2 separate regions of the Homo sapiens genome follow, and region 1 is linked to region 2. The links are chromatin loops, found by intact Hi-C in ENCODE. Cell type or tissue: PC-3. All regions are shown on one strand. Each heading gives the region's core, and the rest is flanking DNA. Links, peaks and the distances in the headings are about the cores only.

Evidence for each region. Hi-C counts contacts between places; a loop is a spot of excess contacts. Peaks named below come from ENCODE experiments on the same cell type or tissue, not always from the same donor. Only the 100,000 strongest peaks of a DNase experiment are listed, where the experiment ranks them.
Region 1: it touches region 2 in a loop (16-fold over the local background); 1 of 110 quality-filtered maps calls a loop at or near these places.

What each region holds. Positions count from the first base shown.
Region 1 is chr7:13,410,522-13,418,872 of GRCh38, reverse strand. The region is part of intron 2 of LOC107986770 (a long non-coding RNA gene); the gene reads right to left. Among named protein-coding and RNA genes, the nearest start is that of ETV1, 570 kb to the left of the region's middle. RefSeq lists an enhancer at 6,779-7,578. In PC-3, for the core only: a CTCF peak has its summit at 7,546; a DNase peak (open chromatin) is centred at 3,932; H3K4me3 peaks cover 533 bases; H3K27ac peaks cover 318 bases.
Region 2 is chr7:13,739,030-13,747,380 of GRCh38, reverse strand. The region is part of intron 3 of LOC105375161 (a long non-coding RNA gene); the gene reads right to left. Among named protein-coding and RNA genes, the nearest start is that of ETV1, 250 kb to the left of the region's middle. In PC-3, for the core only: CTCF peaks have their summits at 4,243 and 4,444; DNase peaks (open chromatin) are centred at 4,470 and 5,100; H3K27ac peaks cover 2,112 bases.

The DNA of each region.
Region 1 (8,351 bases), core at 284-8,283, 330 kb after region 2:
TTTCCTTGAAAGGTACATGTTCAACAGTCATGTGTATGTGTACACCTGACCACTGAAGTGATAGTTTGGTTGGGTATAAAATCCTGGTACTATACTTTGTTTTTTTCTTGAATATCTTTAAAAAAAAAACCAGTGCTTCACTCTTTGCTGAAACTCGATTTTGCTACAGAAATGTTTGATGTCAAATATTATTTTCTTGCTTTATAAGTGACTTACTCTTTATGTTTAAAAGCATGGGAGATTTTTCTTTTTCTTCAAACTCTAATTTTACTGAACTATTTCTCAAGTTGACCAGGTCAATTTTTCAAGTATAACTTATACCATACATCTATGCAGAATTGATCAGTTCAATCAGCAGAGAGTTTAGTGACTTTTTTAGTGACTTTTTTAGTTTGTTTGCTTTTTCAGGTTTTTTGGGTCCGTTTTTGTTTTTAATGTTAACTGTTACTTCTGTTTTACTGTTTTAATTTTCTTATTTATGAAAACAAATATTCTAACTCAGGAAAAAAGTAAATGTTATATTTAGTGGGTCATTTTATTTATATTTTCTCTTTATACTTCTCTTTTTATTTTGGCTTGTTTCAATTTGCTTTTCTATGTTCCTTACTATAACTTACTTAACCTTTGCTCAGAAAATTCTATATTCTACAATGTATTATGCAGTCGTTTCTTTCAAGAGTTTTATAGTTTCTTGTTTCTCATTTTCTGCTTACTTGTCTATCTGGTCTTTGCTTTTCATTTATATTTTTATTTAATAAATTTCTTTCACATTTTTAATTCTTATCAATTTATTTTAACTCATGTTGAATTTTTTTTGCTCCCTTTTCCTTCATGATATGATTGCAACTGCCAATTTATTTTATTATTATTGTCTCTTCCTTTAATAATTGTTACATGGATGCTACAGTTTTATATTTGAAACTTGCTTTTTATATTTGAAAGTTGAATTGGTCCAGATTATCTGTTAATGGTGAGGCTCCTGGTACCTGGGTAGAAGAATGCTCAGGGTAGACTTATGAGTTCCTTTACCAGGGGCTTATGCTTTTTATTAGCATAGCTTACTTTGGTTCATCTATAGCTCTTATATTATCTACCTGATTCCCTTCTCTCATTATTGGCTGTCCTTTTATAAGAGAGACTGATGGCTTCCAAAGCTCATCATTTTCTTTCTTTCAGAAGCAGTACCTTTAGAAAATGTTAATTCTGGGCTATAAAATGAAAATTCATCTCTGACTTAAAGTGAAATTAACCACATTCTACATAGAGAAGCAAGCCACAAACCTGGATTCAAAATAAAGGGAGTAAGAAAAATTGTTGGGTACCTCCTTCCATGTTTAGATTTCTTGTCTGGATCACCAGGTGCCCATTAAAACAGTTAGATTAACATATTTTCACTGTAAGGGTTGATCTTTACATTTTGCTAAGACAAAAATGCAAGTTTTAGAGAAATGTCTTCAGTAAGATTCCCTTTTTTATATATCTGAAAGTATCCAAAAAAGATATTATTATGAATTTCAATATGCTAGGTACTGATCTCAATCTTACATGCCTTAATTATTTATGCTTAAAACAAACCTACAGTATAGCTATTCTTATTATCGCTTTACTGATAATAATACTGAAAAACAGAGAAGTTAAATAACTTGTCTAAGATATGATACATCAAGTAACCATCAGAGCTAAAACACAAGCTTTGTCAGGGTGTCTTCAGAGTCTGCAATCTCAAATCTTAAGTGGTATACCAATCTTTCTCTGTGTGTGTGTGTATTTACATTTATATTACTTATATTTATTTGAATAGTAAATTTTTATAATGGCTCTCACCGAATTCCTTGATTTTTGTGACTTCCTATAACTAATAAAATTCATAATAATAGAATGTGACTTCTAAGATTGGGCCCTACAGACTTTGCAGCTTCTGTTTTCACCTTCTTAGAGTGCTTCCATCATCATGGAAAGATGCCTATTACAACTTTTGGCCTATGAGAAATCAGGTGGTGGAGAACCAAGGTCACCTGACCAACAGCCCCCAGAGCTTTACCAGGCATGTGCAGGAGGCTATCCAGGACAATCAGGCTCAAGGTGCTGTTACAACTAATCAAAAAATGCATGACTGAGGCCATCCAGCATCACGTGATACACAGAGGAGTTAACCCAGACAATTCCTACCCAAATTGCTAATCCATAGAATTATGAACATAGAAATGGTTATTTATTTAAGCAGCAAAGTTTTGGTGTAGTTTATTATGCAGCAAAAGATAGCTGCTACAATATAAATTTATATTTGCCTGGAGAAGGAGAAGAAAATAAACACATCAAATTTTATACTAGTTAATTAAAGGAAGAATAAATTATTTTTTTTAAAAAAAGCTTTATGTCAGGAGCAAATGCTTATTGGCCAGTTTTGCTCCTTGCTTCTATGTAAAAGTGCTCAAATTGTGGGACCCTCTTTTGCCTCCTATTTACTCATTCCACATTAGGGGATGTAATAAAAGTTTTCTGGAGAATAAATTGGTTGGCTTGCCAGACCACTTCCACTTTCCATCTTTGAAGTTTGTTGACTCACAGCAGCAGCCCCTTTACCTATTGCACAGCAAGGGCCGATTCTCTTCTCTGAATAACAGAGCAGGATGTGGGGAAATCTGCTATGGTCATACTCACATGACTACATAGGTGGATTTGCCTAGTGCGATGGCTCAATATAGAAAAGCCACATTCTGTAATGATAATAATGGTCCCCCATTGTGATATCACTTTCTTTCTCAATTGGTTCAGAAATATGTATTATTTTGTTGTAACAAACATTGTAGAATAATATAACTGAAAATTGCATAGTTTGAAGATGTGTTCTAGGATAGATTAATGTCATAGCTACGAAAAGAATTAGTATCCTGCTAGGCAAAGTGGTATGATATTTTGTTAAACTGATTTTTCAAATATATCTACATAGGTCTTAAAAAATCTTTTTTTGAGACAGAGTTTTGCTCTTGTCGTTCAGGCTGGAGTGCAGTGGCACGATCTTGGCTCATGGCAACCTCTGCCTCCCGGGTTCAAGCGATTCTCCTGCCTCAGCCTCCTGAGTATCTGGGATTACAGGCATGCGCCACCACGCCCGGCTAATTTTGTATTTTTAGTAGAGACGGGGTTTCTCCATGTTGGTCAGGGTGGTCTCGAACTCCCAACCTCAGGTGATCCGCCCGCCTCGGCCTCCTAAAGTGCTGGGATTACAGGCATGAGCCATCGCGCCTGGCCTTAAGTTTTCTCTGAAATTTTCAATGACCAGGTCAAATGTCTAAAAGGGTAATCCATTTGCTCACACTTTTTTATACGTCTGGATAATTTGATATTTAGAAAGAAACAACAGATAAAATGTGTTTATTCATTTCAATTGTATTTTGGGCTCCCTTGGAAACCCCACAGAATAGCCATCTAGAGTGATTTAAGTGTAATTGATCTTTTAGATTGCTTACATAACCCTTTGACTTTGGTTACTATATAAAGCTGCAGACTTGCCCAAAATATTTTTGTATCATCATGTTTCATTTATTTTAGAAAAGTATGCTGCACCAAGCCAAACTAAATGGAAATGCCTGAGTTTACAGAAGCATTCTATACTATGACCTTTAAGTCACCTGGAAGAGGGCTCAAAGCACCTTTTACTGCTTAATCAAATTATAAACCTCTAAATTTCACTTCTTTCCCAGAAAGAAAATATACAACACTATTATAAAATAGCTCGTTGTTCTATAGACCTAGCTATAATGTAGAAAAAATTCAGTCCTCTGATTATATATAGATCTGTATTCTAAAACAGCTGACATAGCAAGTTCAGCCAACATCTCTCCTACTGACATGGAATGACTCAGTGTAACCACAATAGCCGTGACTGAATTTGGAAAAACTTCTCATGTCTCCGAATAGGGCTACCTGATTTAGGAAACAATGTAATCATCTACTGTGATCAAGCCAGGTAGCTATTTAGCCAATCTTTAAACACTTCCAGAAAAAATAGATGTTTCAGCATCAAGTCAAAGTTAGCAAACACCGATTGTTTGACCCTGCAATGACCGGCTCCAGTGTAACAGACTTTAAGAGACAGAGTAACTTAAAATAGAACAAGAGTGCAGCCATCTGGAAACCAGTGCAGCACAGTGTATATCAAATCTACCAAGGCAGCAGGAGATACACCTGCAGGCTGAAAGATCGCTATGGCAGTGTATTGCAACACCTTGCAAAGTCTAGCACAAGCCCCTCATGCAGCACACAGGTTCACAATGAAATTTGGTTTTAGGAAAGCAATAAAGAAAATACACTGCTGGTATGTCATTCACTTGGAGGCAAATATTCACTTACAGTAATTAGCTTGAATAGTGAGATTTTAATCATTTCATTCTCAACATAAATATTTGGCTAATCAATATGAAAGGTATTTATTTTCTCTATAGTTGGCTTTGCTTCTCAGCATTAGTACTGTGTGACAGATGGCTGATGTCATCTTTGCTTGGAAAAACTCAGTTGGCAATATTAGCATGGCATATTTCTGGGGACTTGTGATATGCTATGAGATGATAAAAAATAAAAGGGTCCAAAAGGGAATTCCCCAAAGCAAATATATTTATATGATTTGACACCATATTTTACTAATCCATCATACAAAGATATATATCCCATTTAATTAATGTTTTATTGAAACATATTCTGGTAAATATTAACAATGCCCTTGATCTTATTTTTTGAATTCTGGTAGTTTACAATATCATAAGGTTGTTTACATTTTCGTTGTCCCTATATTTGTCTAGTATATGCAGACAGAGCAGTCTCTTAGTACTAGTAACTGTACCCTCAATTATACCAACAATGATCAGTTTATAGCAATGAAAAGACTGGGAGTGTGCTGTGAAAAAAAGTTGACTTTTATGAAGTTCTCATCTGATGAGTCTAAAGTCACCCTTATTACTTGGTCCTATATTACAGATTTTGTTATTGCTGAAAATGGTCCATTACTATACTTTTCTCTCTACATTCCCTTTCCTTTATGCTGCCTGTAGCCACTAAGTGGCATGTGTCAAAACTTTTTATTTTTCTTTTTCAAGATAATTTTATTTTTCATGTTATGAAAATGTTAATGTAATTGTACTAATCTTCTTTTTTACATGTGCCCTAAAACTTAAAGTATAATAATAATAAAATTAAAAAAAAAAACTTTTGCTTTTGAAAAGGAGGAAGAATATGGGGTCAAAACTAGGATGCATAGTGGGGACACTAGAGGAGGAAAGGATATGAAATTTTTAAATTTTTTTAATGGGAGAAGGGTCTTTAATAATGAAATGTTTACTATTTTCAAGAACTCTTCTGGGCACTTTACATAAGTTAACTTATTTAATCATCTGAACAAACCACTGAGGTAGGAGCTTATGTTGTTTCTGTGAGAAAACTGAGGCACAAAGAACTTAAAAAAACTTTCTCAAGGTCTTTGAGCTGCTTTGTGGTGGAGTTGGGTTACAAGCTGAGATGGTTTGGCTCTAGAGTCTGTGTTCTAACTCTTATGCTAGAGACAAGAAAGCACAAAAGTCATCTGTGGAAGGAAAGGCAGAGTAGTAATTTTAGAGCCTGACTTCTATCAACAAATACATATTTCGTTTATACAAAAACATACCTCATTGAAGAAAATGATTATATCTTTTGTCTCTTTTGTTTCTTACACAGAATGCTTAACGTGGTTACCTTAAAAAATAAATTAAATACGAGCAATGACCATAACAGTAAGGAAGTGATTTTACAAATTGAAGGACAATTCAGAAAAAAAAAAATTGCGAATTTGCTAGTGTGTATAAGAAAAAGGAAAAGGTCAAAACAACAGCACTTAATAATTCCTTTAAGAATGTGATAATTTCCTATAAGACATTATTATTTCATTGAGGTTCTGCATATACTGTATATACAATTGATGGGACTATTAATTAAAATGAACTAAAAAGTTTCCTGAATTTAATATTAGATATAGTAGTAATTCTTGTTTTAAAAAAACCTACATAGTCAAATAATCAACACGTTTTCTCTTTTTCTTGTTTTAATGGCTCCAACCATTGGAATACCTCTGAATTATTCCATTTATTGATATTATTTTAATTTTTCCAAGAATCTCCCAAGTGTAATATCCATAGTCATTCAGCAAAGAGAAGTAGATATCATATATTTGGTTAGTTTATCTGCTTTGAAGATTTTTCTAAGATTTCACATCTCAATTATTAGAAACTAATGACAATTACTTAATTATATAAAATTTGACCAAAAATGTTCATGTTTAAATACATCTTTTTCAGGTATCACAGGAGTTTATTATTAACAATTTTAATCTCAGACTAAAAAGCTAATAAAAATGTTTACATATATATAATTACAGCGATACTATAGGTACTATTTCTATATTAATGTGAGGTATTTAGCAGATGTAACTAACATAAAGGTGACTAACATCTTGAGACATATGCCTTTGTCGCCAAGATTTAATAATCTTCATGTACCAGAGAAGGATACAATTAAAACATGGCCATGCTACTTATAAGACAATGTTCTTACTCATTTTTCTTGTTTATTTTTTAAAAGGGAATACGGTAAAATTATCATATGTGACATCATTAAAGAAAGTTTCCTGCTGATCTATTATCTGATAACATTATAATCAACAAATTATAATTAACCTAAGATATTTGTAAGTACCTATGTCGGCCTCGACCATTATGCCAGCAAATGTGTAACAAATCGGCCTTACGATGGCAGCATAAAGGTGTCCCATTTCACCTCGCTTATGTTCACTGTGCATTGCAGACAAACCCGGCTACAGCAACTGAGAAATGGAAACTGACAAGAAAACATTAAAACTGGTTTAACAGTGCTGTGTGTTTCTTCTCTAAGTATGATTAAATAATCATAAGAACTCCTCTAAGGGCTAATCTGCTATATTTTCCAGATTTTCACCTTGGGGACATATTGTCCCTTGTTACTGAAACCTCAGGGACAGAAGGGGACGCCACAGGGTGGCACAGCAGGAAGCTGAAACACTGATGAAACAGTGTTCAGTTAATGAAGGCATGGCCCATGGCCTCCGCTGCTCTGCCATATGTTTGAAGAAATGCTAATGACTGCAATTCAAATACCTTTTTCATCTTAACTATATGTAAATGTGTTTATAAATGCTCTCTTATAAATATACGATCACATTTTTAAAAGCCAAGTGCTAATGTTGCTTTCAACATCTATAATACACAATAATTAAAACTTAAGCAATTCTGCTTAATTATACCTTATGGGAAACTGTACAGTAATTTATAGAAATTAAGCAGAAAAACAAAGATCAACAGAAATAAAGCAGCAGTTGAGCAACTGAATAATAGATCACTTTGGTCATTAATTTACAACAGCAAAATCATTGTAAGTAAAAGACTTCAATCCTCATTCTTAAACAGCTGACATGTGAAAAAGAAGGTGTTAGAAATTTGGGTATTCCTTTTCAGAGCACAGCATGAACTGATGGTGGCACTGTCTACTTTCTTACTTTGTTCTTATGCTGCCCCCCAAAATCAAGTGGTAATTTCTAGTTGAAAACTTTCATTATTCTAATATGAGACATCTATCCTCATTTTCTTACACTTTTCCTCAACATTGCAGATAATTATTTGCTGGTAAATGGTCTCTTTTATGACAGATCCAGTTGGTACCCAGTTTGGGATATGCTGTACATTACATAATTTTTAAAACTACCCTAAAAGCTAAGTTGACTAGATCTATAAAACTGCAGATAACTATACATTCTAATCAGTAGAAATGACAAATTCTCACACCCTAAAATGTTCCCACTAAATACCAAAAATGATTGTTTGTGGCTTAAAATTCCCATTAATTAATTAGATCAATAAACTTACTTATGCATGTATTAATAGGAAAAAACTTCTAAGTTTGCATTAGCCATTATTTTGAGATATTTCATTAGAGTTGCTATTTTCTGCCATTTGTTTTCATTTCTAAAACAAAAATATTTGCTTAAACTTCTCTATACTACATCTCTGACTTTTATTTTGTCAGTAGAAATTTTTTAAAATGTTATGTAATTAATTATTTTACTGTCTTCAATAGCTGCTAAATTTCTAGATTTCTTAGTTCTTCCCCCACACGGAGGTTATGAAACTATTACTTTCATTTTCTTCAATGCTTTATGGTTTCCATTTTAATATTTATAGGCTTACTCCATTTGGATTTAAAAAAATAGAGAAGTAGGGATCTAGTTTTATATTCTTTTAAATAGAGAGCAATTTTTTTCAGACTTTTTTACAACTAATAGTTGTACATGTTCA
Region 2 (8,351 bases), core at 240-8,239:
ATATTTTATGTTTTATGAGCCTTTTTCTGTTATCCTTTTGGTCGTCTATATTTTCTTAAATGCCCAGCAATAAACATGTATATATTGTACAACAGTGTACATTTTTTATTTTTTTACCTTTAACGTTGTCACATTTATCTGGGTTCCGTGAAAGCAGTGAAACTAGCACTTGTATTTTTCTATAAAGTACTTACTTTTCTACTTGCTACCTGTGATTAAGAAGTCTAAGTATAGATGTCCAGAAGAGTACTGTACTATATTAAAGCTAGGTCATATTTTCAAATGTGATTAACATTCTTAATGCACTCTTTTTTTTTTTCATTTAACTTGCCTGGGTAAATTTGCATAACTAATGAAAGTTATACAGCCCACAACACAGCTCCCTATACCCTAGGTATTTCTATAAATATCTTTGAGGCTGTTTATGTTGAATAATATTTATGAATTATGAATGCTTTTTCTCTCTTTCTTCTTTTCTCTAGCCCACGCTTATACTGCAAGGCACTGTTAAAATAGCCTGCATACTCAATAAATGGCTTCTGTACAACAGCTCAGTAGAAAAACAAAAAACAAAAAACAACCTGGTGAGGAGATGACAGATGTTTTTCCCAGTTTCTTCCTCCAAACAAGAATATTAGGTATAAGGCTTTTTCCAGGAGATCTCTGTGGAAACCAATTTTTGTGTTTTATCTTGTGAGCATACCATTGAAAAATGTTATAGAAGCAAAAATTGACAATAATTACTATGGTATAAAGTTTAAAACCATTTTCATCAATAGGCTAAAAAATCATTCTGCTTTTTATGTTTTAAAAAAATTTTAAACAAGTAAATTAAAGTCATGCTCTATGAATGATAACTCTATAGTAATTTAGTATAAAGAAAGGTTATTGCTTTCAGTTTATACTCACAAAAACTTTATTTAAATGTCTTCCGTTATGTGTTATTTTTTAAAAGAATGCTAGAAAGGTCAAGTTTATGATATTAGATATATAAATGAGAATCTCTTAAGATACTTCTTATAATAAATACTTAGGGACTAGTATTTAATACATTTATTTGAAGACATTTTGTAGACTAGAATTAATAAAAACCTAAACATAATAAATCTATGTAGAAAGAAGCATTAAGATTTGAAGGGTGAGGATATAAAGGATGATGATGGGCAAATATTAGCAGTCACTTTTTATTTATTTCCTTATGGTGTTATTTAATTATTAGTTTAGCTTCATTTCATTTCTTTTCTTTCTTTTTAACTGTAGGATATGTATGTTGTAATCTCTGGAAATTTTTTTATTGTTTAAAAATGTCAACTATATTTTTCATTAACATTATGAATCTTTTTAAAGTAAAAAAACCCCCACTTTCCTACATTATTCTAAAGATTAAGACATTCTGAGGTGGCCATATTTTTTTGGGCTGGACCAAGTACTTCTGACAGAGAAGGGCATTCTGGTCCCAACTTATTTACACCCTGCTCTTTCACAGCAGCACAAAACAAATTAAGAGGTTTTAATCAACACAGAAAAGTTCTTTCCAAATCCAAACAGCTGGTCTGAATAATTTATTCACTTTTTATTTAAACAACCTGCTCTCATTTTTTTCTGATGTGTTATTTCTATTCTAAAAACTACAATGCCCCATCTCCAGGTTGCGAAACATGAGCCTGAATTCTCTAGTAGAGGGAAGTGTAACATGAAATGAATGTGTTTGCATGTAACAAATGAGGAGCAATTAAATGTTATTAAACTAATGAATAAAATCAAATGTCTATGGAGAGTCCCAGTACAATTCAAGACACACACACAGTAAAAGGACTAGCTGCAGGTTTTGCTAATGTTTCAGCTCAAGGGTGTATATTTTTATGTTTCTTTTTTCAATAGGTTAGGTGACAAGCAGAAAGTAGAAGACTCAGTGATATGAAGATATACCCTTTACTCTGAATTAGTTTGGGAGAAAAAAATGACAGCTATTTCCATGACAAGGTTCTTAGGAAGAACCTTGGATAACATGTCGAATACAGCTCCCCAGGCATCTGTTGGTTTTAAGGATCACGGTGCGTTGAGTGGAGTAAGAGTCTAGTGTTATGATAGACTATCTACTCAAGTGAACCATTCTGCCTCCCTCACTGTTATTTCAAGTGGATAATTCATTCTTCACTGTCCATCTGAAAACGTAGTGATGTAGAGTGGACAGACAAAGAATAGCAATGAGGCTGCTTTTCAGCTAAGGTGGGGCTTGTTCTATAAATCCAATATGGGGGCAAAATGCAACATGATCTTTTCTTTTAAAGCTGATAAAATGGCTTAGAGTCACTTGCCCTTCCAAAATATCAACTAAATTGGAAAAATAAGTGCTTAGACTTTCATGATGATGATTTGGAAGGCTGTCACTCATGTGGATGAAAATATTTTGATGTCCACTTTCCCCCTTTTCCCTACTGTGCCAAGTTTTATAATCTCATAGCTAGAGACTGTATGAGGGTACACAGTCTAAGCAAGGGATACTGTACAGTCGTGGTGGGAGAGAGCACAGGCATTGAATCACACCATTTTGATTTGAATCCAGTATCTATTACTTACTAGCTGTGGGATCTTCAGCAAGTTAAGTTACCATCTATAAGCCTTAATTACCTCTTCAAAACAGTGGGATAGTAATAGTGCCCAACAAATATAATCAAATGAAATGACAATTATGAAGCGCATGACCATGTACCTAGCATAGCATAAGCACATGATAAATCTTATTTTACCAAGCTATTTTTTTCTGGAGAAATGCAACTTCAACTCTCATAAGGACTTTGTAACAGAACTGTATACGTATCTTTCCCCCAGTTTAAGATATAAACTTATGGCTGATCTAAACATTCACACACAGACACACAGACACACACACACGTCGTTTCTCTGTGTCTGCCTCTATAGCGCTCTCATTCTCTTTCCTGTATACATACATGCACACATACACACATATACATATATAAGTGAATATAGTGTGTATTCTACATACATACACGTTTTTGACTATCAGATAAATATCTATGACTTCACAAAATTTGGATTTATGAGGTTGTTAAAAGGAACCACAGGACAACATTGGAGTAAGGAGAGAAAAGAAAGACATTAGTGTGAAATCAATGTCACAAATCACAACACTGGAGTGCAGTCAAGAAAGTTGTGTATGAAACTTGTTAATCCGTCTTCTCCCTGGAAAGCTTTACTTTTTCTGAGAGAACTTAATATCACCTAGGAATTATTATATTTTTCCGCAGTCTCCCCTGTTAACTAATTCCCTTGTTGCACACATAGAGGTACAACAGTTTAATAAAACAAAGAGTGACTTGACATTGCCAGCACAGGGTTGTTTGTGTTCACCTGTGACATTTACAAGTGAAGACATACAGAACCTTCTTTTGTTTCCTGGATAATCGTTCAGGTGTTAAAGAAGTTGATTCAGTTTTAAATGGCATGATTTTCTCAAGCCTTGGAAAAATAATTGATGGATTTTCTTCTTTTTTCATAGCTCAAGTATACAAACTGCAAAGTCATGTCTAACTGTTTAATTTTACAAGACTGGAAAATATTGAATTTAAAGCTTAGGCTTTAGTTTAGGTTTATTCCTGGTGTTCAACACTGTCTAAACTTTCACAGGCAAATCGGAAATGAAACACAATTGAAAGTAAACCATGCTTTTTCTGCCTGAAAGGGGCCTTAATATTTCATTTTATGTTTTCAAATGGAATCTAATGAGAACGTGATTTTATACAGATACCTTGTGTCAATTATTCCTTGTATTCCTTCTAAAGCGATCTGTGCATTCAACTTGAAGCTTCATTAAGGATCAAGCCAAGTAGTCTTTAAAAAGTACAGGGTTTTGGTGATAGACAGATGGTGGCTTTCATGATGTCAGGAAGTGTCAGATATTATCGTTGGCTGCGGGATGGTGGCTACTATCCAAACAGATTGGGAAACAGACAGAAAGAGCAAGAACACCATTTGTTTTATTTAGATACATTGTGAACAGAAGGAAGCAAGACAGAGCATACTTTTACACATCTTTTTTCCACTCCTTGTGAAAACAGTTTAGGATTTGTTATGTTATATTAGCCCTTTCATTATGCAAAAACATGTGAAAGCCAGAGACACTGGTAAAAGAATTTGTCTCATTGTGATTTTCTATGAAGTTTGTTTATTTTTATTCTTACAGAACATGGTTTTTTAAAAAATTTCCTTTCATTGGCAATATTGAGTGCTAGAAACAGAGGGAGCTGAGATGTTGCCCTTTAGAAGTGCTATACTGTTAAGAGAGTATGAAGTGAGTATTGACTTCATGATCCAGAATGAGGGCTTCTCAGAGAACCTTATCAAAGATTCAGTTCCAAAACTGAACTTGCTTGTTTGTGATGAAGCTTAGTTATTTCTGTAAGGATTTAATTCACATTGGCAGCCAGAGGGCAGCATCAGCTCCAGACAAATATGCTGGTCCAGTTACATGAGCAAAGCTGAGTATTTACTCAGCAGTAGACGTAGGCATCAGGGCACTGTAGCATATTGGTGGGGGCCTTCCTAATCTTCATTTAAAAGAAAGTGAAAATTTGCTAGCATATTCAATAGATAAAACACCTTCAAACTTTGCTTTCTGAGAGTTACTTATATTTACCTGTTACCATAATCTTCTACTTTATCCCATAAGAGGTAACCAAATTTTTGACATTTTGATGTATCAGAGATCTGGTGCCACAATCTGCTGTACAATTGTGTCCCCAAACCAGAGTGAATATATTGGAAATGTGGTTCCTAATGCAGCTCCCATATATTTGAATGTGAGGGGCCAAACTAAATAAGGAAGAACACGTTGCTCATAAAAACCAGTAGTATGGTGTTATATAGAATGCAAATATTTAGGACCCGGAAGGACTTTGGAAGAACATTTTAGATTAGTGGTTTTCACCCAGTGCTTCAGAAAGTTCCAAAGTTTCATGCAGGCCCTTTATGGGCTGTGCTAGAGGGTGAGTAAAAGGTCAAGACTCCACTCCACTATCTCGGCTTCATCTCAACAGCTGTGTCAGTGATGTGGCTTTCCAGCCTAGGGACAAACAAGGATTGGAATCTTGGCTTAAGAGATGAGCATTCCTGTAGTAGAAAAGTGTAAAGCATTTGGCTGGGGCTGAGTTGGCATGACTGTATTTTAATTGCTCCCTAAGTTCAAACAGGAGTCAAATTCCAGAATGAGGTTTGGGATAACTATGTTACAAGGTAGAATAACCTTCCTCTCACCTCCTTCCACACCCCACTGATATTTGAGGCCTGAACATGATCAATATACCCAGAGGCTTTAAAGAGAAAGGAGAGCCTGAAAAAAAGTAATCTTAGCCCCTTCCTAGGACCCCCTAAAATTGCACAAGGCTGTACTTCAGTCAATGCTGTCTAAAGCACTACAGGCACCTCTTTTGTAAATGAGCTACTCCACAGCAGCATAAGAAATATTGTGAATTATTTACTGGGGGAGTCTTGAAATCACAATATACATACTGAATAATAACTAATAGTTTAATCATGTGTTCATTAAAAGGCAAAACAAAACTCTCACTTTCCTTTGGTTTTTGAGACAAGCCCATATATAAAGGGGAGAACATCCTGAGACACCTGGTGGAAAGCTGGTCTCTGGATTGTGGGAGGGACTGAAGTAGACTGAAAAGAAGGGTAGCATACACCCTTCATGCTAAGGGCATCCTGATTCAAGAGTCAGTCAGTGAATCTCAAAGAATTTCTACAAAGTTTTGGTTTATGCAGTAAATTTTATTGCTTTACATGAAATTAATCCTTGTTCTATCTTGGAAAGAATCTGAAGCATTTGACAGGTTAAAATTATGTTTCTCCAGAGCATGAATTTAATATCAGCCCTGGTTAGAAGTCATGAACTGTTGCAAGAACTCTTGTAAAGAGAAGTGTAATGTTAGAATATATGCTGAAGCCAATAATTTATATCATGGAATTAAAATATCTGGGAGTCATCTTAAATCTCACTTGGACTTTCAGCAGTAGTACACATTGAATCTATATTTTGGTGGGCTATCAGAAGAGGAAATATTTGATACATAATTTATTGCTCAAATGTTATTATTAGGTTTCAAACAGCTAAATGGAGAATTGTGTGTAAATTAAGATGTCATTGCATTAACAGTTCAACTTCTTATTTAAAAACGATGTTGGGGCTTGTTTCAGTGTACTTTTCTATGAAGTTTATTTTTAATTTTACAGAATGTAATTTATTTAAAAATTTCCTCTCATTGAAAAATATTGAAAGCTTCGAACAGAGAACTAATTTTAAGCTCTGCAAAATATTATTTCCTCCTAATTTTAGGAACAGGAAAAAAAAACCGCCTTACTTTACAAAAATAGACAAAAATTACTTGCCTAAGCTGCTTGGTGTTAGTCTCACAATTTCTAGAGCTGCAACCTCTGACCGAGTATTCATTTTTCAAATCACATAGATAATTCCGTATGTCACCATCCAACCCTCAATACATTTATACACACTCACTTGTTTAAAACAACATTTTGAAACGCATGGTCTGTTGTCATAACCTACCTCTTGTGGCTGGAGATTTCTAAATCCCACACACCTACCTAATAATGGCATGAGACTGTTCTGTTGTATGATTGATATATATGTATATCTCATATGTAAATACATATCTATGTACTTTTTTATTTTTATAACACCAACTTTGTCTTGAAGTACTTGTAACTTCAACCATAAAATTTATGCCTTTTTAGAGACAGAGGGAGAATTATAGACGCTGACACTCATTTTTGGATCTCCCCAGTTTCTGAGAGAAAGAGCTGAACTGAACCACTGCATATTGAGAAGGAAGAAAACCCTGAAATTCATTCTTAATGTAATATGCAGAGAAGACATATTAACTCTTATAGCAAAAAGAAAATTCATCTACATTCTTATCATTCAAAACAGCCTAAACTGACATTTTAACACATTTCCTTATGGTCTTTTTCTGTTTTTGGCAGAAGTGTGTATCTGTTTTTTTAAAAAATTAGTTACATCATACTATTGTATACAATTTAAAATACTATTTTTATATTGGACTTTTAACAGCATTCTTGAGTAGTGGAGTTTGTACTAATTAATTTTTATGCTTTTTATTGTTATTTCTTCAATATTCAATTTCCCCCTAATTTTATATTTATCTTATAGCCAGAAGAAAGTGTTTAAAATAATGAAAATAAGAAAATCAATATGGCAGCAGTTTTCTAGGTAGATTTGAGTTAGAAAAGTAAGGAAACATGAAGCTATTTGGGATAGTGACTCTTGGTAGGAACTTGGGAGAATGAACATCTTCAGCATCTTCAAATTGTAACCTCCTGCTGATAAAGGGTTCAAGTGATGTCAGTAAGATCTATCCCCCTTGGTTACGTTTTGTCTTGACTTTCTTCTCAGACTCGATGGAGGAAAGTTATATACTTCAGGCTCACAGAACTGCAACACCAGTTCAGAAGAATCTGTTTCCCCAGTAACTCAGAATTCTGTAATTGAACTGTGTTGACACCGATTGACTTGATTTGAGTCCTGTGCCCACTCTTGAGCCAGGAGGGAATGAGCTTGTAGACATGTTTTGTAGACATGTCTTGTAGACAGGAGAGAATGAGCTGACTGGTTTTGCCTATTTCATGTATTCAAATCCAATAGGTATTCATGTATTCAACTTCACGTTTCATGTATTCAACAACTTCATATATTCAACTTTATATTTCATGTATTCAACTTCAATAGGTTTTGCCTATTTCGTGTATTCAACTCCTAGACCCTAGGGGTGAAGTCTAAAAAGCATGATTGAGAATGGAATGAAGAGTTTACTCATATCAAAGTTCATGTAGTAACACCATAAGAAGAAGAAATGACTGCTGGGAATAAAAACTAACAAATTCCACTAGAACTTTTATGACAACACACTCTCCTTAATGTCTTCCTATCTCATCTACATACCCTCATGTACTTCCTATCTCTTCCCATGACTTCAGTGGTTTTAAATACATAGCTATGTTTTCAGTGCATTCCCTTTTTGTCTCTGCTTATCTGACTATATCCCTTAGGCAACTTGATCCACTTTGAATGCCTCAATCAGAATATATACATATCAAATATTTATTTCTATACCAGCATTCTCTCCTCAGGAGGAGCCCTGTCTATCTATCTAAAAGACATCTCTATTTGGATGTCCTGCCCTAAAACTTCACAAGTTCCATAGTGAAAATCTTACCTACCTTTATAAATCTGTGTTTTTCCTGTTCACCTTCTCTTAGGGAGTGGCACCTTCTTCCCCATTTTTCCATGT